Regions from separate parts of the Mus musculus genome. Here all the other regions are linked to region 1. A link is a loop called in an ENCODE intact Hi-C map of the cell type or tissue named here. Cell type or tissue: heart. All regions are shown on one strand. Region 1 holds the start of Gm5134 (predicted gene 5134). Region 2 overlaps Derl3 (Der1-like domain family, member 3). Region 3 overlaps Cabin1 (calcineurin binding protein 1). Region 4 has its middle 10 kb from the start of Derl3. Region 5 overlaps Ggt1 (gamma-glutamyltransferase 1).

The links. Peaks named below come from ENCODE experiments on the same cell type or tissue, not always from the same donor. Only the 100,000 strongest peaks of a DNase experiment are listed, where the experiment ranks them.
Region 2: a loop joins it to region 1, with 5 times the contacts of the local background. A loop is called at or near these places in 33 of 42 quality-filtered maps.
Region 3: a loop joins it to region 1, with 7 times the contacts of the local background. A loop is called at or near these places in 34 of 42 quality-filtered maps.
Region 4: a loop joins it to region 1, with 6 times the contacts of the local background. A loop is called at or near these places in 33 of 42 quality-filtered maps.
Region 5: a loop joins it to region 1, with 4 times the contacts of the local background. A loop is called at or near these places in 25 of 42 quality-filtered maps.

The regions. Positions count from the first base shown.
Region 1 is chr10:75,949,878-75,954,877 of GRCm38, forward strand. Gm5134 (predicted gene 5134) reads left to right here and starts at 4,637. Exons shown (of 14, transcript NM_198635.3): 1 at 4,637-4,823. The coding sequence starts at 4,695. Gm40698 (a long non-coding RNA gene) reads right to left here and starts at 4,682. Exons shown (of 2, transcript XR_871837.3): 1 at 4,366-4,682; 2 at 3,973-4,147. In heart, a CTCF peak has its summit at 2,053; a DNase peak (open chromatin) is centred at 1,142; H3K4me3 peaks cover 2,330 bases; H3K27ac peaks cover 1,667 bases; H3K27me3 peaks cover 1,763 bases.
Region 2 is chr10:75,895,619-75,900,618 of GRCm38, forward strand. It overlaps Derl3 (Der1-like domain family, member 3), which reads left to right. Exons shown (of 7, transcript NM_024440.2): 7 at 1-323. Smarcb1 (SWI/SNF related, matrix associated, actin dependent regulator of chromatin, subfamily b, member 1) reads right to left here. Exons shown (of 9, transcript NM_011418.2): 8 at 1,827-1,958; 9 at 1,151-1,470. The coding sequence ends at 1,431. Among named protein-coding and RNA genes, the nearest start is that of Derl3, 4.7 kb to the left of the region's middle. In heart, a CTCF peak has its summit at 1,887 (motif pointing right); DNase peaks (open chromatin) are centred at 1,993, 2,663, 2,763 and 3,463; H3K27ac peaks cover 506 bases.
Region 3 is chr10:75,742,155-75,747,154 of GRCm38, forward strand. It overlaps Cabin1 (calcineurin binding protein 1), which reads right to left. Exons shown (of 37, transcript NM_172549.3): 9 at 4,334-4,620; 10 at 3,075-3,243; 11 at 1,048-1,184; 12 at 91-308. Among named protein-coding and RNA genes, the nearest start is that of Cabin1, 20 kb to the right of the region's middle. In heart, a CTCF peak has its summit at 2,051 (motif pointing right); a DNase peak (open chromatin) is centred at 2,057.
Region 4 is chr10:75,880,441-75,885,440 of GRCm38, forward strand. No RefSeq gene overlaps it. Among named protein-coding and RNA genes, the nearest start is that of Derl3, 10 kb to the right of the region's middle. In heart, a CTCF peak has its summit at 2,915; a DNase peak (open chromatin) is centred at 2,911; H3K4me3 peaks cover 1,210 bases; H3K27ac peaks cover 833 bases.
Region 5 is chr10:75,583,490-75,588,489 of GRCm38, forward strand. It overlaps Ggt1 (gamma-glutamyltransferase 1), which reads left to right. Exons shown (of 15, transcript NM_001379537.1): 11 at 1,331-1,518; 12 at 1,669-1,796; 13 at 1,898-2,010; 14 at 2,102-2,215; 15 at 2,392-2,704. The coding sequence ends at 2,538. Among named protein-coding and RNA genes, the nearest start is that of Ggt5, 3.4 kb to the right of the region's middle. In heart, a CTCF peak has its summit at 2,907 (motif pointing right); DNase peaks (open chromatin) are centred at 2,942 and 4,482; H3K4me3 peaks cover 270 bases; H3K27me3 peaks cover 2,605 bases.

The sequences.
Region 1 (5,000 bases):
GGCTGGTCCCCATGGAGTTCATGCTGATGGGGAGGGGAGGGGCAGCCCTGCCTCTTTTCTGAAGTCTCCGGGCAGGTTCCCAAAGATCTTGATGGTTAGAGGCAGGTGTTCTCAGAAGGGCCGTGAGGGGCAGAAATGAGGATATTGAAAGCAGGTAAGAGATTATGCAGCATCCTTCCCTGCTCAGAAACAGTGTGTTCTACTGATTCCCTGAGGGAAGCTTTCCCACAGATGGGTTACCACACCTGAGCAGTCACGGGCCAAGGGGTGCCACAATTGACTGGAGGGCAAACTTTGCTGTTAGAAGCAGAACCGAGTGGGACTGGAGCTTTCTAAAACATTCCTGAGCCAGTGTGGTGTCACAAGCCTTTCATCCCAATACTCACAGAGACAGAGGCAGGTGGATCTCTGTGAATTCAAGGACAGGCTGGTCTGCAGAGGGAGTTCCAGCCAGCCAAGGATAGATACATAGCAAGCCCTTGTCTCAAACCAAAACAAAATTCCTGGGCTGGCAGGGGTGGGGGTGAGGGTGTCACAGATCAGCGATAAGAGGATTTGAAAAGTATAAACAGTGGCCCTGGGCTCAACCCCCAGGATATAAAAAGCAAAGAGACACACATAAAAAACGTGCATAAAAACAGACGTATCCAGCTGCTTCGCCAGGGCTCTGAAGAAGTACCTCATTTCTGGAGATGAGCATCCAGATGCCGCGTTTGGGGGTTACGGAGTCCCAGAAGGGTCTAGCTTACACTCTTCTCGCCCTTCTTGCTTTCATCCACCTTCACCTCATTGTGGTCCTATATGAGCGGTGGGGGAGGGGGACATGTCTGGCCAGGATTACCTTTGAATAAAGGATCTCGAGCCTAGCCTCAAGGAAGGTTCAGCTGTAATTGGAGGCTCTAGACTCGCCTTTCCCAACCTCAGTATTTTCCTGTGCGCTCCGTCCAGCGCGGGCTCCGCTCCGCTGTGCTAGAACATGCTTTAGGGACACCAGGCCACCAGCGGCCAGGCTCAGCAGCAGGAGCACAGAGATGATGAGACCTCCTGAGGCCTAGAGTGGTTCCGGAAGTGCCCACGGGTGGGGAAGGGCAGGGTAGTTTGCTGGGGTGGTGCTGGGGGTGGGGGACACCTGGGGAGCAGGGCTCCAGGCCCTGGGGGAGTCGGATGTGGCTCCGCCCCGCCGGCCAGCTGGTGGTCCTGTCCCTGCCCAGATGCCCCCCTGCGTCCTCTCCACTGGTCCTTCCCGCTCCACCACCAGATCTACCTATGGCTCAGTTGGACCACCGCGAGGGTGCCCCAATTGGCGCACGATCTGCGGGGAGCTCGGTGCGCGGATCTGCGGCCTCTCATCCAGCTTAGAAACCGTGATTGAGCCTAGCGTTTGCCTGTGCTAGGCTTTGGTGGGGGGTATGAGTTCCCGAGAGAGGTGGGCGGTTTGGGATTCCAGATCTTTGGATTTTCAGTCTGGAAACATTTAACAGAGTGGTGGGGTGGGGTGGGGGTGGGGGGCAGATAAAGAACTCCGTGGTCGTCTCACCCCTCCCTTACTCTCCAGCAACTCACCATCTCGAAACTCATTAAGTGTGGCACTGCTACACGTTCTCAGTCAGGGTTACTAAAAAATGGTCAAATGCTCTGACCACTCAGAGCGTTTGCAGGACACGGAGAACCCTAAGCACTTGGGAGCCTGAATCAGGATTGCCAACTGGCCTCTGAGGCAATGGGCAGATCTTTGTGAGTTCGAGATTATACTGGTGTATATAACAAGTTTCACGACAGTCAAAGCTAAACCACGAGATCCTATCTCAAAACCCAAATAAATAACTTTAAAAAAAAAAAAAAAAAAAAGCAAGCGTGACTTTTTTTTTTGCTTATTTATGGGTAGACAGCGACACCATGTGGGAGATCTAAGCAATTTCAGACCGTGTCTTAGAATGTGGGAAGAGAAACAGGGACTGAACTCCCCCATCTCAAGGGTGTTTTTCTCTTTAAATTTGCCTATTCTTTCTAGGGAAGATTGAATACTTGGAGAGGTACCACAGGTCTCCCTCCGTTAGTCCAGAGTGATTTCACTCCTGAGGTTAGGAGTTATCTTTTGGAGCAATATCTCCCCCTGGCGGCTCTAATGCATATCACATACTTCGATCAAATCCAACCCCAATCCTATTAATCCCTCAGCACTAAAAATTCCCAATTTAATAGTTAATTTGTAATTTAAAATTACAACCAACGATTTTTTGCTTCCAGTGTGGTCTACTACAAGGGTAATCCTGAGATGTTCTTTCTTTTTTTCTTTTTCGAGACAGCGTTTCTCTGTGTAGTCCTGGCTGTCCTGGAACTCACTTCGGTAGAAATCCACCTGCCTCTGCCTCCCAAGTGCTGGGATTAAAGGCATGCGCCACCACTGCCCAGCTTCTGAGATTTTTGAAAATGTTTTTGATAAGCTACTTATTCTCCAATGGTGAAATGAGCCAGTTAAGCCAAATTAAAATATACAAAGGCAGGTTTAATGGTAATCAGCTCTCAGGTGGATTCACTGGTCCCAAGGACCAAATGAGGCCTGAGAAGTCACCAGGGGGAAGGAGACAGAGGGGAAGAGAAAGAGAAAGACGGAGTGTGTGTGTGTGTGTGTGTGTGTGTGTGTGTGTGTGTACATGCACAGGGAGAAATGGAAAAGACTTATTGGGGGTTAAGAGCACTGACTGCTCTTCCCAAGGTCTTGAGTTCAGTTCCCAGCACCCACGTGGCAGCTTGAAACTGTCTGGTGCCGTCTTCTGGTGTGCAGATGTACATACAGCAATAACCCCCCCCACACACACACACATAAATATTGCAACAGAAACGACTATGTTCACCCAAAATTCAAGAGACAAGTCATTTCATGTATGGGAGGAGCACTATGGTCGAGAAGCACATCTCATACTTAGAGTCAGTCCTAGCGATTCTGATTATTCCCATCCAGGTAGAAATCTTTGCCATTTATTGCAGTCAGCTAGCAGCACTGCTACTGCAGTCCCCAGCTGACATCTACCACCCTCTACTTAACAAATAGCCCGTTATTGTATGTATTATATACATTTGTACGTCACGTGATGCCTAATCTTGCTTGTCAGCTTGACCACATCTGGAATCAACTAAACCCCAAGCCATGAGGGATTATTCCTGATTGAATCATCTGAGTGGGGAAGACCCACCTCACATCTGGATCTTTTGAGGAAGGGACTAGTCTGAAAGCTAAGTCACAACTTTGGTTCGCAGTCCGTGTAAAAGGACATACAAGAAGGGTGTTCCTGTTACTCGGGCATTCCTTCATTGGTCTTTGTTCATTGGTTTGTTGCTTGTATTATGTTAATTGGACTCCCAAAATTACAGGGGGATTCATACCTCGACACATAAGACGCTGAGGGCTCCTGCTCCTACTTGGCTTTGATTGGTAAATACAGTTGCCGGAGGCAAAAGGCTGGGCAGGGAGACAGAGGCAGGACTTCTAGAATTCCCGGACAAGGAACACGGGAGAGGGAGAAAGAAGATTGCCATCCCAGAAAAGAAACAAGATCCAGGGTTGAGACTGCAGAAGAGAAAGCTCTTCCCTGCCCAGCCCATACAGAGAAAATAAATCATTTAAGAAGTTGAATTGTAAGCCGGGAGTTGGTGGTGCATGCCTTTAATCCCAGCACTTGGGAGGCAGAGGCAGGCAGATCACTGAGTTCGAGTCCTGTGTGGTCTACAGAGTGAGTTCCAGGACAGCCAGGGCTACACAGAGAAACCCTGTCTCAAACAAAACAAAACAAAACAAAACAAAACAAAACAAAATTTACTTGCATAAAATGGCACGGCTCCTGAGGTTAGCTCTGCCATCCAGAGCTGTGGCTGTGGTGAGATAAGCAAAGGAAGCGCCTTGGCACACAGTTTAAGTGCCAAAAACAACAAACAAACAAACAAAACAAAAGAAAAATGGAATTGAGGTAGATACCAGTTTGATATCACATTTTAATTAAAAATAATGCGAACATCCACTAAGATCAAATATAAACCGAAAATGAAGACGGAAGAGATGTTACTGGTTTCAAAATCTGCTCCATGATCCGCTATAGCTCATAAAGACGTCATTAACGACCCTTCTTCAGTTGTCCCACATTAGTCCCACCTGCGCCAAAATTTAGCCAAGGATGATCCTTTGTGGCTAATGATGGAGAGACTGCATAGGGACTGACCAGGCAAGGCTCCCTCTCTCCCTCTCCTTCCCTCCCCTGACCTCCTCCCGCACACCCGGTATGTCTCCGTCTCTCTCTTTCCCTCCATTCCCTATTGAACTCATGACCTCCGGAAGAACAGTCAGTGCTCTTAACCGCTAAGCCATCTCACCAGCCTCACAGCCCCAGGTTTGTTGTTGACGTTGTTGTTTCGAGGGCTTCTCTGTGTATCCCTGGCTGTCCTGGAACTTACTCTGTGGACCAGGCTGGACTCGAACTCAGAAATCCGCCTGCTTGCCTCTGCCTCCCAAGTGCTGGGATCAAAGGCGTGCGCCACCAGTGGGAAGTAGTCTTTAGCACCTGGGAAGAATTTGGTGGCAGAGCCTCTCGGCCGCACAGTGGCTTTTCCCAGGATGCCTTGCGAACCAGAGCAGGAACCGGGTACAAAACCGTTGTTTAGGGTTCGGGCTGCGAGTGCTTCCCTGTGTCGGAAACGCTGCCATGGACCCCGCGGAGAGCCACCATGGCGTCACCTGGAACCAGAGCACCCTGGGCTTAAGTCTCCACAGCACCACAGACACACTGGTGATGACGTTCTACCTCTTGCTGGTCGTGTGCGTCGGGCTGTGGGTATGACGTGACCTCTGGGCTGGGGTAGGCCACTTCCTGCAGAGACCTGGCCTCTGCCCGCCTGACCATTATGGAGCTTCAGAAGGGATGACCCTGCCCACCTTTGCCTAGCCCCTCCCACTCTTCCCACATCTGTTAACCAAGCCATTCTAGACCATTGCCCCTTCCTGTGCCCTA
Region 2 (5,000 bases), 54 kb before region 1:
GCCTGTCTTCATTTAAAGCAAGCAAGTCTTCACCTTCTCCAGCTGGTGACACACAGGTCCCATGGTCTCAGGTGCAGAGGACAAGCCTGACCCTCTGCCATGCTAGTGAGCCCAGGGCCTTGAGCTCTATTTAAGCAGCAGCCGTGTACAGTGGAGGTAGATCTGGGACATTCCTTCCATTTGCCTTGTAGCGGAAGGCCTGTGCAGGCCTTCCTACCTAGCTTTCTTTGTTGCTCTACATGTGCCCCACGGGGTTCACTCAGTACGGGATTTCCCCAAATCTGGCCTGTTATTTCTATGGCATCAAAAATGTTTTCTACTGAGTCTGACTCAATATGTTAGTGAAACCTGGTGGGCCACTGCTGTGGAGAGGAGGGAGGGTTTTAAGACTGGTAGATTCTGAGGGGTAGATGGGGTGGAGGAGAGTACTCCCTAGTGGACCCACTGAGTAAGGGTAGCAGAGTGGAGCTGGGGTGCCAGCGTCACTGTCTTCAGTCACAGCCTGCATGCCCAAATTGCCAAGCAGATGCAGACCCATGTCTATTCTACACCACAAACCACGGACAAAGGAATGAGCTCACCCTAAGCACAGAGGCTCTACCTCCTCTCTACCTCTCTACACACTGCTAACTCAAAAGGATGGCACATGGCAGGCATGCTATTTCCATTCCCCACAACAGCCTGGGGAAGGAGAAGTTGGCCCAGCCACAGTTGAGATAGACTCAGTTAACGCTTTGGGGGCTGCTAGAACTTTGGCACAGACTTCTGCTTGCATATTCATTATGTCTTGTCCAGGTGCTGCCCACACATGACTAAGTCCTCTAGAAGGGATTCATTCTAGAGCAGCACAGTCCCTCCAGGTGGCAGCAGCCTGTCTGGATGCATCAGGACTAAGGCCAGCAGAGGAGCTGACACACTGTCAACCTCTACAAGGACTTGCTGAGCACAGAGAGCCCCTGGGAAGCTGGAAGGCACAAGAAAGAACAGTGACTGGGCTCTGCTCTAGGGGCCCTGTGGCCTGGCTATGCAGACTCAGAACCAGAGGGCAGAAGGGCAAGGACTGACACAGCCACCTGGCCACATACCCTTCCATCCACACCGGTTCTAGCTCAGGCTGGACTCCTGGCTCTCAGTTTTATGCTACTGCACAGAAATTGAACATGGTACTTTTTATTTAAAAAGTGTTACCAGCCCTGCCTGGGCTCCTATACAAAAACAAAACACAACCCAAAATGAGGCTGCTTCCGACTCTAGACTCTGGGGGACAGTGTTGGGGTTTAGCAAATGGAATGTGTGCTGAAGGGAGGCACCTAGGAGGCTCCTACCCCAGTCCTCAGGATGGCACCAGCTGTCCCTTTGCCTTTCTCTTTCCACAGAGGAAGGAAAGGCAGTCTGAGATGCTCCGTAGAGGTCGAGCATGGATGTCTTCATCACCAGGCTGGGGCAGTGTTGGCAAGACGCCTCATTCGCCTGAAGTAGGGGAACAGGTTGTCAGTTGGGGCTGGTCATAGCTCGGGGTGTCTTGTCTTCCTCTTGGCTATGTTTTTTTCCTAGAGGAGCTAGGTGTGGGGCCAATCTAGCAGGAATAGTCTCCAGCCTTTCTTGACCCTGCCAGTTGGTTGCATGGACACTACTTATCTTTCTAGAAACCCTGAAACCTGCTAGGAGAAAAGGCAGACATGGCCTGAGGACTTGTCTTTGTTCTCTTTGAGAAAATGTACCCTGGGGCCTCATCTCCACTGAAACTGCCTCTTGAAACTAGGTTCCTGGGAAGAAGATACTCCTGCCTCTGCCAGGAAAGATAGGTGCCTGTACTGTGTATATACCTTGTGTTCCTATCTTGATCCCGGATCTTTTTCTCCATCTCGGCATCAGTCAGTGTCTCCAGCAGGGGGCACCACTGGTCAGCATCTCCGGTATTTCGGATGGCAATCTCCACTGTGGGAAGTGGGTTCTCACTGTAGGGAGACAGGGAGAAGAACAAGGGCTACTTAACAGAACAGCTGCTAGGAAGTCCCCCAGAAACCACTCCTTTTCACCCTGCTAACCCTTAGCAGATGGCCAGGACATGATAGGAAGGCCCACTTCCTTGTCCCTGATGCTCTTAGCAGCCGTGCGGATGGCTTCTGTCACTGCCTCAAGCATGATCTCAGGACCTGCACCATCTGCACGGAACAGTGCTCTCACCTATGGCCTAGAGAGCCTTCCTTTAAAGCCAATTCTTGATAAGAATGAAGGAGCTTCTAGCTATGGAGGTAGTTTCTTTGGACAGAATAGTGTCACGGACACGGGTAACAGATAGACCAGGCCTATTTACCCTATTCTATCTACAGCCGGTACCCACCAAGACCCACTGAAAACACCATAAACACAGGGATGAAAATGGGGTTGCAAAAAGTCTCTTCCCCAGAGGCCTCAACCTCCTCAAAGAGAGCCTCTGGGCTGGCCTGCTCTCAAGTGTTCTACATATTTATCCCTTGGCTCATTCATGGTCCACACTAAGCCCTGGAGAAGCCGGCCTTTTGCTTTGAGACAGCTGGTTGGCAGAGAACTAAGCCTAGAAATGCTGCCTCCAGAATTATAGCCCTTCAGAGACCACCTGACTCTACCTCATCTCTTCAAGCCTCTAGCCAAATGGACACAATGTGAATGAAGTGGGACAAAGGCTAGGAGGGAACAAGTACTGGGGGTAGGTGTGGCCGTGCCGCTCTGGACCTTGGTTTCCAGTCGGGAAGAAGAAGCTAAGGAGGTAGCCAATGTGTTCCAGCAAAGCTGAGCCTGGCAGGAAGTCTCACAGCAAGGCTCTAACTCGGTCTTTTCTCTCCCACTGTCTCATGGCCTTCCAGAGCCTTGACCCTCCCCCACAGCCTCCCTGCCTCCTGAGGTCCAGTCCCTCAGGAGATGGCCATCCTAAAGCACCCTGCTACCCTGCAGCACCTCATCGCTTGGCAGATGAAATGGGATACAGTCGACTGGGCTGCTGAGGGTTTTGTCTAAAGTATGGGAGCGGTTAACTGTCAGGAGGTTAACATTAAAGCAGCTAACATCCATCCATTGCAGTTTCTTCAGAGCCAGACAGGCTCCTTCAGGCTTTAGGAATGGTGGATTTCACAAAAGCAAAGCCCTATACCTGGTTTGATGACAAAGTCACCATTCCGAATTACTGTACCAAACCAGTACAGGCCAAAGCTGGCAGCCAAGAGCCTACCCTCGCTCAACTCAGAAAGGCTGGCTAGGGCCAATTCTCGACATAAAGGTTTCAAGGACCTTGAGCCTGGATCAAGGCCAGAGTATGGGTGAAGCTGGTTCCACAGATCAGGACAGCCCCGGCTCCTTGGCAGACACAGGTCTGACTTAGTACTGAAGCTCAGCTTACAACATCCACACCCACAGGCTCCACAGATCTGGAAGCTCAAACTTCTAGTGACTCAGCAGCCAGGGATCAGTCAGCCCCTACCCTTGTGGTCAGTCCCTGGGGCCAGCCCCTTCTCAGCAGCTTGATTTAGAAATCCAGACACAGACCAGCCAGACTTATCCCTCATCTCCAGGTCACCTCCCTCAGGAGGGAAGGAGTCAAAGGCGCCAAGCCTAGGCAGTAAGAAGCAAAACATGTTTTCCTGTGAACTTAAACAAGAGCTGGCAAACAGTCCCAGAGGCCCCTTTGTTTACCTCCCCTTGACTCTGGGAAGATTTCACACCAGTGGGTTTGTTCAAAAATAGAACTGCTGGGGCTGACCATGGAAGGATGGAATCAGAGCCAACACTAGCTGCCTCAGGTTTGTGGGGACATGCAAGCAGAGACACTGCCCTGAGTCCCAAAGTCTGTGGGCCACTGGAGTTCTATTCATGAATTCTGAGGCCAGGAGAACCTGGACATTCTCCTGGGGCTGTTAGAAGGGCTGTTGACGATGAGAGGAAAGATGGATGCTAATGGAGTATATTTGAGTTTATTTGTGATGTAGGGGTTTTTGATTTTTAAGACTGGGTCTCTTCTCTGTGTAGCTCTGGCTGTCTGGCACTTGGTATATAGATCAGGTAGACCTCCAACCCCCTGCCCCCAAACACTGGGGTTAAAGATGTACGTCACCATGCCAGACTTTGATGTGGGATTTTATTTTCATGACCTGTGACAGACAGGCAAACTGAAAAGCAATCACTGTTACTATAAAGAAGAGAATGAATTAAAAAGGCCAGTCAACTGTCACCTTATTTTTTCGAGTCTCAGCTGCCATGGCTCTTAGAGGCAAGTTCTACATCACTGACTGGGAAATGGTGATCTTACGGGCAAGCTGCTGATACAATGTCTCTGCTTTAGGCAATGCTTTCTTAAATGTGACATACACACATGTATTTGCACATACATATTTCATATATACATACATGACATGAAACTGTCATCTGGACTTAGAACTTCAGCAAACTATCAACTTTTGTGCTGCAAAGAACACTATCAAAAAAGTGGAAAGGCAGGCTGGAGAGACGGATCAGCAGTTAAGAGCACTGACTGTTCTTCCAGAGGATTCCCAGGAACCACATGGTGGCTCACAGCCATCTGTAATGGGAGCCGATGCCTTCTTCTGGTGCGTCTGAAGACAACCATAGTGTTCTCACATACATAAAATAATAAATAAATCTTTTTTTTTTTTTAAGTGAAAAGGCGACCCAGAGGATGGCGAATATATTTACAGACCCTACCTCCTAAAGAATGTTATCCAGAATATAGGAACAACTCTTACAAATCAACAATAAAAAGATAAACCAGTTAAAAATACAGGCCAGTAAGAAGGACTTGAGTGAAGTCCTAAGTTCAATCCACGGTACCTACATGGTGGAAGGAAAGAACTGACTCCTATAGGTTGTTCTCTGACTTCCATACATGGACACCCCTCCACCAATAAACTGGAGCAGGGTGAATGACCTGAACAGGCCATTTCCAAAGACAGACTGACAGACACGCACACACACGGCCAATAATCAATGAAAAGATGCTCACTAAAAAA
Region 3 (5,000 bases), 210 kb before region 1:
CCAAGTTCTAGACTTGGATCAGCCCTGGACCTGTGAAAGCTCCCAGTCACTGGCTCCCTGACCCAGACACTAGCCTTAAGAGGCACTCACCTTGATGTGCTTGTTGCTGCAGTCCCTCAGCAATGGGTTGGGCAGGCTGGTGCTATGCCTCCTCCAGCTGTGGTAAACGCTAAGGACGACATCCGCCAGCCCTGGGGGCCACTTGAGCAGGAACTTGTGGCCCATGCTCTTCAGATAACGCATCATAAGCTCCAGGAGGCCCCCGTTGGTCAGGTTCTCCATCAGGAACGCATGCACATCCTGCTTCTCTGTCCACACAAGGAAAACCACCTCACCAAAATCAACAGGCCCTCCTGGGTTCAGTTTCTCTTCTCTTTGGAAGAGGACAGTTTGTGTTCTGCTTCCCCCACTCAATCTACATGAAGCTAAGGTCACACTGAAGTATTGATGCCAGGCTACCAGGGTTCAATGCTGGCTCCAACCCTTGTCAGTGGTAAACAAGCCTCTCAAAGTTCACATGTCTAAGATGAACACCAAAAGGGCTGGCCAGTGCTGCATGTGCAGTGAATGAGATCATACACACAAAACAGTGTGTGGGACATGGTACACACAGAATAGACGTGATAACACACATTAAACTTTCAAAGGCAAGCCTCTCAATCCAGTGTTAAGTCTACAGCCTCAGGAGCACAGCAAGTATGCACCTGGATCCCTCAGCTGACCACAGGCAGCTCCTCCACCAATTTTAAAAAAAGATTTATTTATTTATGTTATGTATGTGAGTACACTGTAGCTGTCTTCAGACACACCAGAAGAGGGCATCAGATCCCATTACAGATGGTTGTAAGCCACCATGTGGTTGCTGGGAATCGAACTCAGGACCTCTGGTAGAGCAGTCAGAGCTCTTAACCACTGAGCCATCTCTCCAGCCCTTTTTCCAACTCTTATGAAACCCTAGAACCACTCTGCAGAGCAGAAGCCAGGCAGGTCCCAGGCTGATGGAAGGAAGACTGCCCAGCAGTGACAGAGCACACTGCCCACTCCTACCAGATTCCATGAATGTGGCTGAGTCGAAGGACAGGCGATGAGGTCCCACATTGGAGAAGCTCTCCAGTTTGGCTTCTGCCTGAACTTCATAGTTATTAAATGGATCATCTTCCTCCTCAGGGTCCAGTTTTCTTAACCTACATGAAACATGCTAAAATCACGACAGCCATCCCGCTCCCTGTGACAGAGCATCCCAACGCCTCCTAGTAGAGCAACTAAATCAAGCCAAGATAGCATTGACTGAAACAGATGGTGAGAGCATCCACACCCAGGCCCCAGGAGCCGCTGCGTCTCTCCAGATTTCCGTGACTGATCGTTCCCACACTTGTTCATTTATGCCACCAACAGATGGCTGCTGAGCAAAGCCATGCGCCAGGCACACAACCATAAATACAGGGAGTTCATCTCCTCGGTGGAGAGGTGGATCATGAGCAGGGAAAACACAAACGGCCCACATCAGGACCAGCACCAAGCAGTTGCTTCAGACAGAGCCACGGGGACTCTGCGTTGGAGAGCAGAGTCAGAGGGAATACTCTCGGGGCTGACAACAAGGAAGGGCTAAGCAGAAGCAGAAGCTCAAGACCAGGTACAAAGGCAGAGGTGCTGAGGGGCCTCGGGGCTGCCAGCGTGGGGACACGGCACACCCATCTGAGCTCCTCACATTGCAGCACCACCCTACAGACTCTTCTAAGGACCATGTTTTGGCCACCCTTGTAGCACCTCTACAGCATAACACTCAGGGCACCTATAAACCCCACATTAACTGCATGTACACTCCAGCAAGCAAGCTGCTATACTGTTATAGGAATACCCAAAGTAATGAATACTCGAACCTCACAGAAACTGACCCAAATACAGTAGACACAGCTCCACATACACAAGGCAAGAAACAAGAGCCAGGGTATGACAGTGGGGCGAAGAGGAAGACAGATTTCACCCACTCCAAGACACTCCTTCACTCTTCCAAAGAGCAGCTGTTTCCTGTAATGCATCTCAGGAGAAACCAGCAGATGGCGCCACATCTCTGCCTTGGCTCTGTCTTAGCTGTGCACTAAACACAGCCCTAGTTCTAAGAATTGCACCCTCATGGGAGAGATGGTAGGAAGGGAACAAAGAGCAGTTAAGTGTATTGATATAAAATGGATGCATAAGTCTGCTAAAGCCTCTAGATTCCTCTTGCACTGTCAGAAACAATACTGATATAAACTGTCACTGGTCAAAATGACAACCAAAGACTTGAGATATCTGGGCAGAGTACTGATGAAACCCTACTCAAGTAACAGTGGAGGGAGAAAGACGAAGACACCGGAGATATGAGAGAAAGTCCTGGCAAGCCAAAAGTATGCCCCCAGATGCTGGGGAGGAGAATGATGGATCAGAGCGCACTCTCCCGGGAAAGCAAAAGTGGGGCACCAAGAAGCATGCCCACTGGCACAATAAATCCTAAACAGGCTCAGGAGAGAGCCCCTGGGGCTCCTGAAGAACAGCAGGGCCAGAGCAGGAGCAGTAAAAACCCAGGACAGAAGTAGGGGCCCAGGCCCTCCTGTTTCAGAGAGCTGGCACCTTCTCTCCTGGAATTCTTTGAGGAACATGAAGAACCAATACAATGAAGGAGCACGCTCCATCTTCTCAGAATGCAATGGAACTAATAGCAATATAAAGCCAGGCAGGCACACATACACTGAGAAACAGGTGGCTTCCTTCCAGGGGTTTCCATAAGCATTTGCTGCGGCCCTGAAGCACCCCAAGAAAAAGTGAGTCTCATGACTACACGTTCCTGACTCATTCATCTTGTGAGAATCAGGAAGCAGCCAGTCCCCAATGGATAAACCAGTCAGCTCCTGTATTCAGGAGGTGAGAAAAATCCAAGCACTCAGTTCAGTGACATCCACACACTCTATTCAAGCAAGCATCAAGGGGAACAAGGGAGGCACCGGTGGGGAGGGTGGGAATAGGCTGAAAAGCGCTGCTGAGAGAAAGAAGAGCAGTTTGCAGTTACATCAGAGAAACCACAAAGTGTCCAGTACCTGGACGGCAGGAACTTTACTAGCAGTCCCTGGAAATCCACTTTCTCTTCTTTTTTGCACTTGGTGTTTCGGACCCGGGCAGACCTCCGCTTTGCTGTCTCTCCACTTTCCTCTACAGTCTTCTTACGCTTTACCCCTTTCTTAGACTTATCTCCTCCAGAAACATCACCTTCACAAAGAATGATAATTAAACCATTGCACAATGGCAGGAAAGGGCCCACTGGACTCCTCTTTTACAACCCACCACCACCGACATCTTTCTTCTCAACAGCACGCAGTCCTGAGTCCCTTAATGGTCCTACCCTTCTGGAGCTGAAAAGACCTCAGGCCAGAGCTCAGGACACTCAGAGTCTTTGGGCCCTGCAGTCCATACTCCTGGGGTGGGCAGAGTGAGTGGCACTACCCACCAAATACCCAGTGATAGGATTAGAGCAAGAGACCCATGAATTATATAGAGAACAAAGGGAGCTTAGTCTCAGTCATGCATCTGAGAAAACTAACCGACCGTGCTACAGTCACTCTCTAACTGCCAGTGTTCTTTTGTGGAAGAAAAATCAGAAAACTGCATGGGAATTTATGGTACAAACTTTTTACAATTCCATTAGTAATTAAAATGCACTACCACACATGGCAATGACTTTAATGTTTTCTAAGATCCAAGACCTAGAAATGCATATACCTAGCAAGACAGGAGGACCAACAGCAAAGACATAACGAGGGGAAGAGACACTTTTTTTCTTTTGAGACAGGGTTTCTCTGTGTGTAACCTTAGCTATACTGAAACTCGCTCTATAGACCAGGCTGGCTTAGAACTCACCGAGATCTGACTGCCTATGATCCCCGAGTGCTGGATTAACGGTGTGTGCCACCATGACTGGCTAGGGAAAGAGGCAGGTCTATGCCCTGGGGCCAGGCTACAGTTTTCTATGAAGCTCTGGTTTCTACTCAGGCCACTCGCCACCTCATTTCTTGAGACAGTTTCTCATTGGACCAGTGAGTTCCCAGGATCCCCCTCTTTCCACCTCCCCAGCACCAAGACTCTAGGCCTCTGTCACTGCACTCAGCTTTTTATATAGGTGCTGGGGATTTGAACTCCAGTCCTTATGCTATTAAATCAAGTGTTTTTACCAACTGAGCCACCTGGAAGCTAGAGCTCCAGCAGGATGAATTTCCCCAGAGATGTCAAGGCCTCCTGCTCTTGCTCCTGCTGGGCTTACCACACGGGCTCTCATGAATGTGAGGCCACAAAGTCTGCTCACCCATAGGAGTGCCTGTGTCCAGCAGGCTGGGACTGTGCAGTGGGAAGCTAGCTGCGGTCACAGAGGTGTAGGAGAGCACAGGCTCAGCCACGGCAACAGTTGGATTGGTGCAAATAGGACTTGGCTGGACCACACTGACAGGTGTAACCACTACAGAGGATGCTAGCAGCTGGCTGGGATCCTGGTAGTCAGACAGGTCAATCCTCTTCCCAAGGCTGGGCCTCGGGGGCTCACAGGTGGTGAGGTGACTGTACATGGCAAGCAAGCTCTCCCCAAGGCACTTCCACCTGCAGGGAAAGGAAGGGCCCCCACACACAGTCAGCACCTGGGTAGACTTGGCAGAATCGTTCACACGGCTGTGACGACATCATTATAACCAACAAAATGCTGAATCCAATATGTGCTAAAATGGAGAAGCCCAAGCCAGAGCAGGTGCAGAGAACGAATATCTTCCTGCTCCTCACCTCAGCAGAGACCCCTGATGTTCTATTTCATTACATCATCCCCTACGAAGCAGAGATGCTGTCCCCAGCATCAGACCTGCTATGAAGGGCCAGGAGAGGAGCTCTACACCACAGTGGCAATGATCTGAGTATGGTGCCTACTGAGGGACAAGGGGTTTGGATTACAACACTGATGGCAGGACATGCTAAACTTAAAGACTCAA
Region 4 (5,000 bases), 69 kb before region 1:
ATGTTGCCTCACACACATCATCTTGATTCCAGGCTGTAAGGGTGACTGAGTTTATCCTCCATCTGGGTCTTTCTGTAATGCTGAATCAGTTATAGCCGGAGGTGGCGTGGCATGGAGCGTGGGGGCGTGGCATGGAGTGGGGGCGTGACACTGCATCTCTGGGCCCTCCATACATCAAAATCAATGCACAATTACATTAAGTCCACACAAAAGAGACTTACATGCTGCCAGGCAGTGGTGGCGCACGTCTTTAATCCCAGCACTTGGGAGGCAGAGGCAGGCAGATTTCTGAGTTCGAAGCCAGCCTGGTCTACATAGTGAGTTCCAGGACAGCCAGGGCTACACTGAGAAACCCTGTCTTGAACAAAACTAAGAAGAGAGAGAGAGAGAGAGAGAGAGAGAGAGAGAGAGAGAGAGAGAGAGAGACTTACATGCTTTGGCCATCAGGAACTGCAAGTTAAATTCACAACAGCTAAGCCTCGATTAAACCCCCAGTTTCAGTCTCATCCAATGAACAGATTCATTCTGACAGTGCCAAGTCCCAGAAGAAAAGGGGGTGGGTGCACTTGGGCTAAAGATTCTACAAGGCCAAGTGACTGAACTTGGAGAATGTAGGGTTAAAACCTTGCAAATCAGAGGTAAATTATCTTGGGCTCTTTCAGTCTGTCTGAAAGCCTTCATTGTTTACCCCCTGTCTGACCTAACATCTTAAAATGTATTCTTGGCAAACCACTAGCTTTCAACAGTCTAAAACCTCAGACGATTATCAGCTAATATCTGGAGCCTATAGTAGAATTTTCCCTACTTTGCTATAACCCCTGACCTGTAACCCACATCACAGTAAGTAGTTTGATTTATTATTTTCTGTTCTGCAACTAATAAAGTCTCCTGGAACCATGTCCACAGCAGAACATGGTATTTGTTCAGACCTGAATCTGTCTGCGTTCCCAGCCCACATTACTCATATGTGCCTGCAGAACAGGCTATCCCTGACCCCGTCTGAGATGAGAACTGTGGTTTTGTGCCAACAGCGGTGATGAGCTAAAGTCGCTGCTGCTTTGCTGACCAGGGAAACATAAGTTGGTATAGCAGCCCAGGAGAGAAGTTTGGGTGTTGGCAAATTCAGGTTGTAAATAGCTCTGAACCAGCAACCCCCAGCAGATCTTTGGTTTGCCTTGGAGAAACTGTTACCCCTATGTGCAAGAACTCTTCACAAAGGCAGCATTGTTTGTAGCCTAGGAAAGCTGGAAACAACTCAGCTGTCAATCATCAAGCAAACAGAGAAGAAATAAACTTTGGTATATAATAGAATAACCCTCCACTGGAACACAGAGAGAGTATGTGCAGTGGGTAAAATCATCAACATAGGGGCATTAAAGTTGGAAGGAAGCCAGGCCTGGTGGTGGCACACACCTTTAAGGCGAACAGTGGAGAGCTGGAGGCAGCAGCTCAAGGTCGGCCTAGGCTACACAGACACTTGGGTCACAAGAACAGAGAAAAACAAAAAACAAAACCAAGAGGGGGTGGGGAGAAGGAAGGGAACGGAGCTCCCAGGTCAGCAGCTTGCAGACATTCATTCTTACATTATTTGAAGATCCTTTGCATATGAAGGGAAAGAAACCCTTGGGTGGGGCAGATGCATATGCCCTTGTTCCCATCACTGCTATAGGGATAACTGGTTTCTTTAGTTCTCCCCTCCTCAAAGATATTTCTCGGGTGCCCTGAAATAGCCCCACAGTGTCACGGGTCTGATGTGTGCAAGCCCTCTTCCCTCAACCTTTCGCTAGCAAGTGCAAGGTTCGGCCTCGGCAAACATTAACCGACAGGGTAGGGACGTTGTCATCATAGCTGTCTCGATAGCCCCTTGGCACCGGCGTCGGTTCTTCGGTTTTTAGTCCTCAACGACCCACGAGTGGGTGGCTCGGCCTTCTGTATCCAGAAAACCTTGAGGTCAACCCTACGCTGCCTGCAACCGGTTAGATCAGAGCTGGTCTTACCCAAATGGCAAAGCCAGCCTGGCAACCCGGCAAGCTTTGTTTACAGTTGAAGTCAACCCACCCCTCCCACCCCCACCCCCACCCCCACCCCCACCCCGCACACTCCTAAGCCTCGGCTTCCAGGATTGGATACTCATTGGATACTCACGTAATGTTTTTACCCAGGGAGAAGGCTGAGAATGGAGGTACAAAGCCCACCGACAGCTCCTGGCCCCTCCTACCAGCTAGGATTACCTAGTCTGCAGATGGTGAATGAGAGGATAGACTCCCCCAGCTGTAGAAATCCAGAAATCACTGTGCTGAGACCACCTGGTCAGCCATATCTTTATCTCAGCGAGAATTGTTTATTGAGTTAGTTCTCAAAACAGTCTGCTTTGTCTGAGCAAGCAATTAATTTTTTTAATTAATAAATAAGAGATTACAAATTCCTCAAACCTGTCTTGATCTGCAGTACCCTCTATTTCCCCGACACCTAAGCCCAGGGCCAATTCCTCTAAGGGTCCTGATCAGCTAGCTCCTTCCCCTTAGTACAACTTCCATTCTGGGGTAGAAAGTTGGGGCCCCTCGCTGCTGTGCTAATAAACGCAGGCCCGTTTACTGAGGTCAGAATTTGCTCTCTTTCTTGCCTTCCACTATTTTTTTCTGGGCTCTTTAATCAAACAGACTAATTGAGGCCCAGAGCGGGCACACAGCGGGAACAGTAGAGGGCAGCTCGTATTAAAGGTAACCCATTAGCCAAATAGGTTCCAGTCCTTCCTCTCACCGGTCCCTCTGCCACTCTACTCTTCGGTATCTCCTCCAGGGACTTAGACTAGGAGCCCACCCCCGCGCGGCTGCAGGAGCTCAGCCAGGATTGGCCACGGATTCTGCCAGGAACCTGCTCTCCTCAGCTCTGCTCCACCCCGTCCTGATTTAACTCTGGAGATTTCCCACGCGGCGCATACACTTTTGTCGCCAGGAGGCGACACACTACATATTCTGCAGAAGTCAGACTTTGTGGTGTGTGTGTGTGTGTGTGTGTGTGTGTGTGTGTGTGTGTGTGTGTCAGGCCATCAGAATTGGCAACAAGCACCTTTAACTTCTGAATTACCTCCAGTACTCAGATTAATTTTTTTTTTCAAGACAGGGTCAGATTAATTTTTAAAAAGGTATGTTTTTGATTTTTTTTGGAAATTTATCGTGTCTTTTTTTTTTTTTTTTTTTTTTTTTTTGAGACAGGGTTTCTCTGTATAGCCCTGGCTGTCCTGGAACTCACTTTGTAGACCAGGCTGGCCTCGAACCAAACTCAGAAATCCGCCTGCTGCCTCCTGAGTGCTGGGTTTAAGTGTCTTAAAATTCCTAGTGCAGCACTTAAAACTCCTTCCAAGCTTCTTTGGGCCCTGGATTTTGGCCAACTAAAAAACAAACAAACAAACAAACAAACAAACAAGGGCTGGAGAGATGGCTCAGTGGTTAAGAGCACTGACTGCTCTTCCAGAAGTCCTGAGTTCAATTCCCAGAAACCACATGGTGGCTCACAACCATCTGTAATAGGATCTGATGCCCTCTTCTGGTGTGTCTGAAGACCATGACAAGTGTATTCACATACATAAAATAAATAATAAACCTTAAAAAAAAACAAAACAAAATAATAACCATCAGTGCCACACTCTCTGGAAACTGACTGCTTTGTATAATTTGGATAAGAAGAGTCAAGCCAAAGTGTTTGGGTTGTCTAATAGGAACTGATGGGGAAATTGCTCAAAGGCAGGTCCAGGTCTGACTTTGCCACAGGGCTCCTTGGAGTCTTCCAAGCCGGCTGCTAGTTAGCAGGCACATCATCAGGAATCTGAGTCATCAAGTTAAGTTACCCTATAATTAGAATCTATATGACTGATTGCTCTGGTTAGGTCCTATGTTTTGAGGTATTCAGCCACATTTATTGTTGTTGTTTGTTTTTTCAAGACAGGGTTTCTCTGTGTAGCCCTGGCTGTCCTGGAACTCACTCTGTAGACCAGGCTGGCCTTGAACTCAGAAATCCGCCTGCGCCAGGCATGGAGACGCATGCCTTTAATCCCAGCACTTAGGAGGCAGAGACAGGAGGATTTCTGAGTGAGTGATTGATTGCGTAGGCTGTCAAGACTGCTCAGTGGGTTGCCACACAAGCCTAACGACCTGGGTTCGATCACTGGAATCTGACAGAAGGCTAGAACTGACTGTAGAAAGTTACCTTCTCCCCTCCACATAGGCCCCGTGGCATATGCATGCTTCGTGTGCCTGTGCTGGGATTCCAGGCCTGTGCTACCATGCCTGGGGTCGTCCATGCTTTTAAGTCTCAATTAGAGTAGGCTGCCCATGACGCATCCTTAGTCCTACGGCCAAGGACCTTCAGGTTAATGTGTTGTGATGATCATGTATGTCATACATTTGTAAACTAAAAGACGAATGCTCCTGTTCACCTGTACAGACAGAAATGCTCTGAGACCGCTCTGGCCAAACTAGTGTTCTCAGTGCGGGAACGCCTAACCAGCTCATTAGCCATCCCCACAGACCAGTGGCTACTGGTCAGACCAAAGTGATGTCCAGGCTCCAGAAAGTTTGCCAACCTGAGGAAGCAAAACGGTCATTTGGGCACAAAGGCCTGTACTGGCACATGGCCCTGATTTGGGCGACTCCTCTAATGAAAATGATGTTCTTAGGACCCCAGATTGAGCACCAAAGCTGTCAAAGCCTAGCTTTCACCCCAAAGGGAGTGAGAGATTACTCTAAGTCAAATACAAAAATGACCATGTTTTGTGAACATAGATTTCAGATTTCCCTGAATATTTTCTAACAAGAAGCTGTTCTATGTGTGGCCAGGTGGTGGTGGCACATACTTTAAATCTCAGCACTGAGAAGGCAGAGGCTGGTGGATCTCTGAATTTGAGACCAGCCTGGTCTACAGAGCGAGTTCCAGAACAGTCAAAATTACACAGAGAAACCTTGTCTCAAAAAAGGGGCAGGACTGGTGGGGGAGTAGGGGTA
Region 5 (5,000 bases), 370 kb before region 1:
GTGGGTGGAGCTAGAAAGAGCTGCAGGGTGACTTGAACTGACTGTGGGCTAGGACTTAGTGTTTCACTCCTAGAGTCTGGAAACCTGGAAAGACTGCTACAGCTTTCCAGATAGATTCTGAACAGGGGAGGGATTTATCAACCACTGCATGGCTAGGAAGACAGGGAAAGTCTCCTGCAGGTGAGTCGTCTGCTTGGCCTTTAGCCTAACCTGACAGGTCCCGGGGTCCCTTTCTTTCTGGCTGTGCCCCCTTTTCCTCTACCTCCCCATCCTCTCCCACCCATAGCTCTCAGCAGCCGTCCTATGCCCATACCATGTTTGCATCTTTGTCTTGCCTGTGAACTTCACACAGGAACCTGTGTTCATGAGCCCACGCACCCAAGCTGAGTTTTTTAGTGTGTCGTGGCTGTGTGTCCCAAAGCAAGCAAGTCCCTAGCTGCCCCTCCATCTGCTCCTTCTTTAGTGTTTATTTTCCCAGGTAACGACAACTCCAGGCCAAAGACCTCAAGGCCACTATATTTTTCTCCCACCCACAGTGACATCTTCATCTGTCATGTGGTGGTTGTCCACAGTCTTCTCTGGGACCCCCCCAGATGGAACCTATGAAAATCTTTCTCATCCTGCTTACTCCTCTACCCCAAGCCTGTGTGGCTTGTAGCAAAAAGCCGAAGTCAAGCCTCTTCCTTCATCCTGTTCATTCTCCATTATCAGAGGGTTTATTTTCCCTAAAGACTTATTTATTATATGTAAGTGCACTGTAGCTGTCTTCAGACACACCAGAAGAGGGCGTCAGATCTCATTACGGGTGGTTATAAGCCACTATGTAGTTGCTGGGATTGGAACTCAGGACCTCCAGAAGAGCAGTCAGTGCTCTTAACCGCTGAGCCATCTCACCAGCCTTACCCCTCAGGTTTCATTCAGGGCTCTCCACTAGAATGCTTCCTGCCTCTCTATTCCTGTCGTCTGGCCTCCCATTTCCAATACTCTCCCTGCCTACTAGTGTTCTCTCCATGTTACACTGTTCAAGACTCGAATCTTCCCTGCTGATTCTTCAGCTCTGACCACAAGTTCCATAAACAATCACACAGATCATGTAAGAACATGGCAAGGGTCTAGTGGCTTGAGGGACAGACAGTCACAGGCTGGAGGTTAAAGAGGGTGTCGGACGGGATTTAGAAGGTACTGTCCCTAGTCCTGGGGAGGTCCTGGTTTAGCATAGAGGTAAGATCCGCGGCTGGGGCTTCCTAAGACCAGCTGGGACAGCCCTGTTGCATCCCCTTCCCGCCTCCTCCCTCCTAACCTCCTCAGGCCAGCTCTGGGGTCTCGGCAGGTGATCCGCAACATGAGCTCTGAGTTCTACGCCACCCAGCTCCGAGCCCGCATCACTGATGAAACCACCCACCCAGCCGCCTACTATGAGCCTGAATTCTACCTTCAGGATGATGGAGGCACCGCTCACCTGTCTGCGGTTTCAGAGGATGGCAGTGCTGTGGCTGCCACTAGTACCATCAACCTCTAGTAGGGGCTGTGCAGCTGCTGGGCAGAGCAGGGACCTGGGGGTGGGTGGGTGGGTGGGGCTCCTAGTAAGTGCTCTTGGCCTGGGCTGGGTGGGGACCAGGTGGGGAATGGCTGGGTTGTATATCATTATCTGAGCTGGCCTATCTTCAGCTTTGGCTCCAAGGTCCTGTCTCGGGTCAGTGGCATCCTGTTTAATGATGAGATGGATGACTTCAGCTCGCCCAACTTCATCAACCAGTTCAGGGTAGCCCCCTCACCAGCCAACTTCATCAAGCCAGGTGCAGGGTGGGAATCCTGGGATGCAGGGCATGAGTTGGGAGGGGGCTGGTACCCTAGGCAGGCAGCAGACCAGCCCCCTGTCTCCTCCTATGGATCATAGGTAAGCAGCCTCTTTCATCCATGTGTCCCTCAATCATCCTGGATAAGGACGGCCAGGTTCGCATGGTGGTCGGAGCCTCAGGGGGTACCCAGATCACCACATCTGTTGCACTGGTATGTGCCTTTTGCCTGCCCTTTCCTGCTCCTGTCTCTCTCTGCCCTTGCTCCTGGGCTATACTGACATATTGGTATCCTTTCCCGCCAGGCCATCATCAACAGCCTGTGGTTCGGATACGATGTGAAGAGAGCTGTGGAGGAGCCCCGGCTGCACAACCAGCTTTTACCTAATACCACAACGGTAGAGAAAGACATTGATCAGGTAGGCTGGGAGCTGAGGAGACAGAATCATGGTGTGGGATGAGAGAGCATCCTAGAGGCTGGCATCTTCTGAGTTACGACAAATCTGTGGCCCTGCTGAGACGTGCCCTGTCCTTTCTCTCTCTCTCTCTCTCTCTCTCTCTCTCTCTCTCACACACACACACACACACACCCCAGGTGGTGACTGCAGGCCTGAAGATTCGGCACCACCATACAGAAGTCACGCCCACCTTCATCGCTGTAGTTCAGGCTGTCGTTCGAGCATCAGGTGGTTGGGCAGCTGCCTCAGACTCCAGAAAAGGCGGGGAACCTGCTGGCTACTGAGTGCCCGGAAGAGGCAAGATTGACCCGCAGCCAAGGGACGAGAATGGGAACAGGAGCAAGAGTGGGACGTTGGAGAACATGCCGCCTCTGGGTGGGACAGAGGGAGCGCAATAAATGGAGGCCACCGCCAAGCTGCGGGAAGCCTTTGCGGGCTGAACTTTCCATATCATGGACTTTAGTGTCTTGTGTATGAAATGGAGTCATCTCACTTGGAAAATGACAAGGCAGGATCCTAAGACTTACCGTGATGTTAAGTCATGAAGCTAACACCAACCTTTAAGTGGGGGGAATCCCACCGTGCCTGAGAGTTAGGGGGATGGGGTAAACAGAACACCTAAATTGTCCTAAGCAGTGACACTTGCAATATCAGCCACTAGAGGGCGCCCCGACCTTGCCATTAACTGGAACAAAGCAATGACACTGTAGCTGTGGGTGGAGAATGCTTCTAGGACAGATGTGGGCTCTCATTGGCCCGCACTTAGGGGGTAAAACTGAAGGAGAGTAGACTAGAGACAAAAACAAGGCAATTTGGCTAAGGCCATACTTGAGGTCACTTTCCAAGCACAAACCCAGAGTGAAAGCCAAGCTTGTCTTGCAAGAGGCCCAGTTCTCAAACAAACAGACAGTCCCAGCAGGTCCGCCAGCTATAGAAAACCCACAGATCCACAAGGGGAACACAGCTCACAATGGATGAGCCCAGAAGAGCACCATTAGATACATCCCTCCTTGTGTTAGTCAGGGTTTCTATTGCTGCAATGAAAGACCATGACCAAAGCAGCTTGGAGAGGAAAGGGTTTATTTGGCTTACATTTCCACATCACAGTTGACCATGAAAGGTAAGGACAGGCACTCAGACGGGCCAGGAACCTGGAGACAGGAGCCAATACAGGGGCCATGGAAGAGTGCGACTTGCTCCTCATGGCTTGTTCAGCCTTCTTTCTTATAGAACCCAGGACCTTCAGCCCAGGGATGGCGCCACCCACAATAGGCTAAACCCTCCTCCATCCATCACTAATTTAAAAACTGTCCTGCAGGCTTGCCCACAGCTAGATCTTATGGAGGTATTTTCTCAGTTGAGGCTCCCTCTCTGATGACTCTAGTTTGTGTCAAGTTGATATAAAACTAGCCAACACACTCTTTAAGGGCAGCCCCTCATGCTGTGTCAAGGTCTATAGAACTCACAGCTGTGACCACGAGGTAAAGAGACACTTGGAGACAATGTAGAAGTGAGCCACCGGGGTAGTCACAGCCTAGGAGCTAAATATTGCCCCTTAAAGTGAGCACAAGTTGGGGGTCCCTGAGGGAAGGGACCCAGTGGCTGGAGGAGGGTCCCAGGAGGCTAGAAGTCCTGGTGTTTCCAACCTGCCCATGGGAAAGCAGGGTTTTCCTGTAGGTGTGCTCCATGTCTGAGCTCTAAAGCTCTCTATCTCTGGGGCTCCTTGGGGAACACAGAAGCTGGGCTGAAGGGGGGGGTGCCAGCCATTCCTCAATCCATATTTGAAGGGGAGAAGGCAGGATTCCCTAGGCCAATATATTAAGATATGGTATATCAGTGTTTCATGCCCCACTGGACTGGCCGGAGATTTCCATGGACCCAGGGTGCTTGAAGTGTACCGCGCTCTCCCAGACCCACTGCGTATAGCCCAGAGCTTCTTTGGAGACTTGGGGACTTGAGTGACCATCCCCTTTCTAGTGCCTTTCCATGTTACTTCCTGGATAAGGGCCTTTGGAGCCACCAGACCTGGCCTTCCCAGCCAAGTCCAGTATGATAGCAAGCCTTGAGAATCCGTAGAACTGCCTCTGAACTCTGGTCTGCGCCTGACCAGGATGTCCCAGCCAGGGACCAGGAGGGGAAGATAACCTACCCTTGTGTCTGCTTGTTCCCCCCATACTGCTTTGGCCTTAGGGGACAGTGGCCCGTGAGTGGACTGGCCTACATTCAAGAATGTGCTTTGGTTCCTGGTTGAGCAATGACATGACATTGTAGTGTTGGGGACAACTGGGATGGGGAAGACTCCCACAGACACTCCCCTCTTCCTCTAGGAAGATGTGGGAACAGGCTTACAGGAAACAGCCTCCCTTGTCCAGGCTTAGCAGGGACTCTGGGTGTGACACTTAACAGGATGGGTGGCCAGTGCGGGCATTCCCTCTCTGGGCCTCTTTTTTTTTTTTTTTTTTTTTTTTTTGGCATTGCCAAGCCGGGGGGTACGAAGATGGGGGCGGGGGGCATGCTCAGTGGAAAGAGAGTGAGGAATGATGGGAAGGCCTGAAACCAAGAGCTCTTCTGCCCTGCACATGTATTAATTCTGATCACGAGAGCACATTGGTGGGTCCTCACTGCTCCAGCTGCCTCCCACTGGAACATCCTGAGATCATGGAAAGATAGGACCCAAGCCAGGCTCCCAGAGGAGGAGGCTCACCAGCACAGAAATAGCCCTGAGTTCTTCTGGACTCAGCAAGTG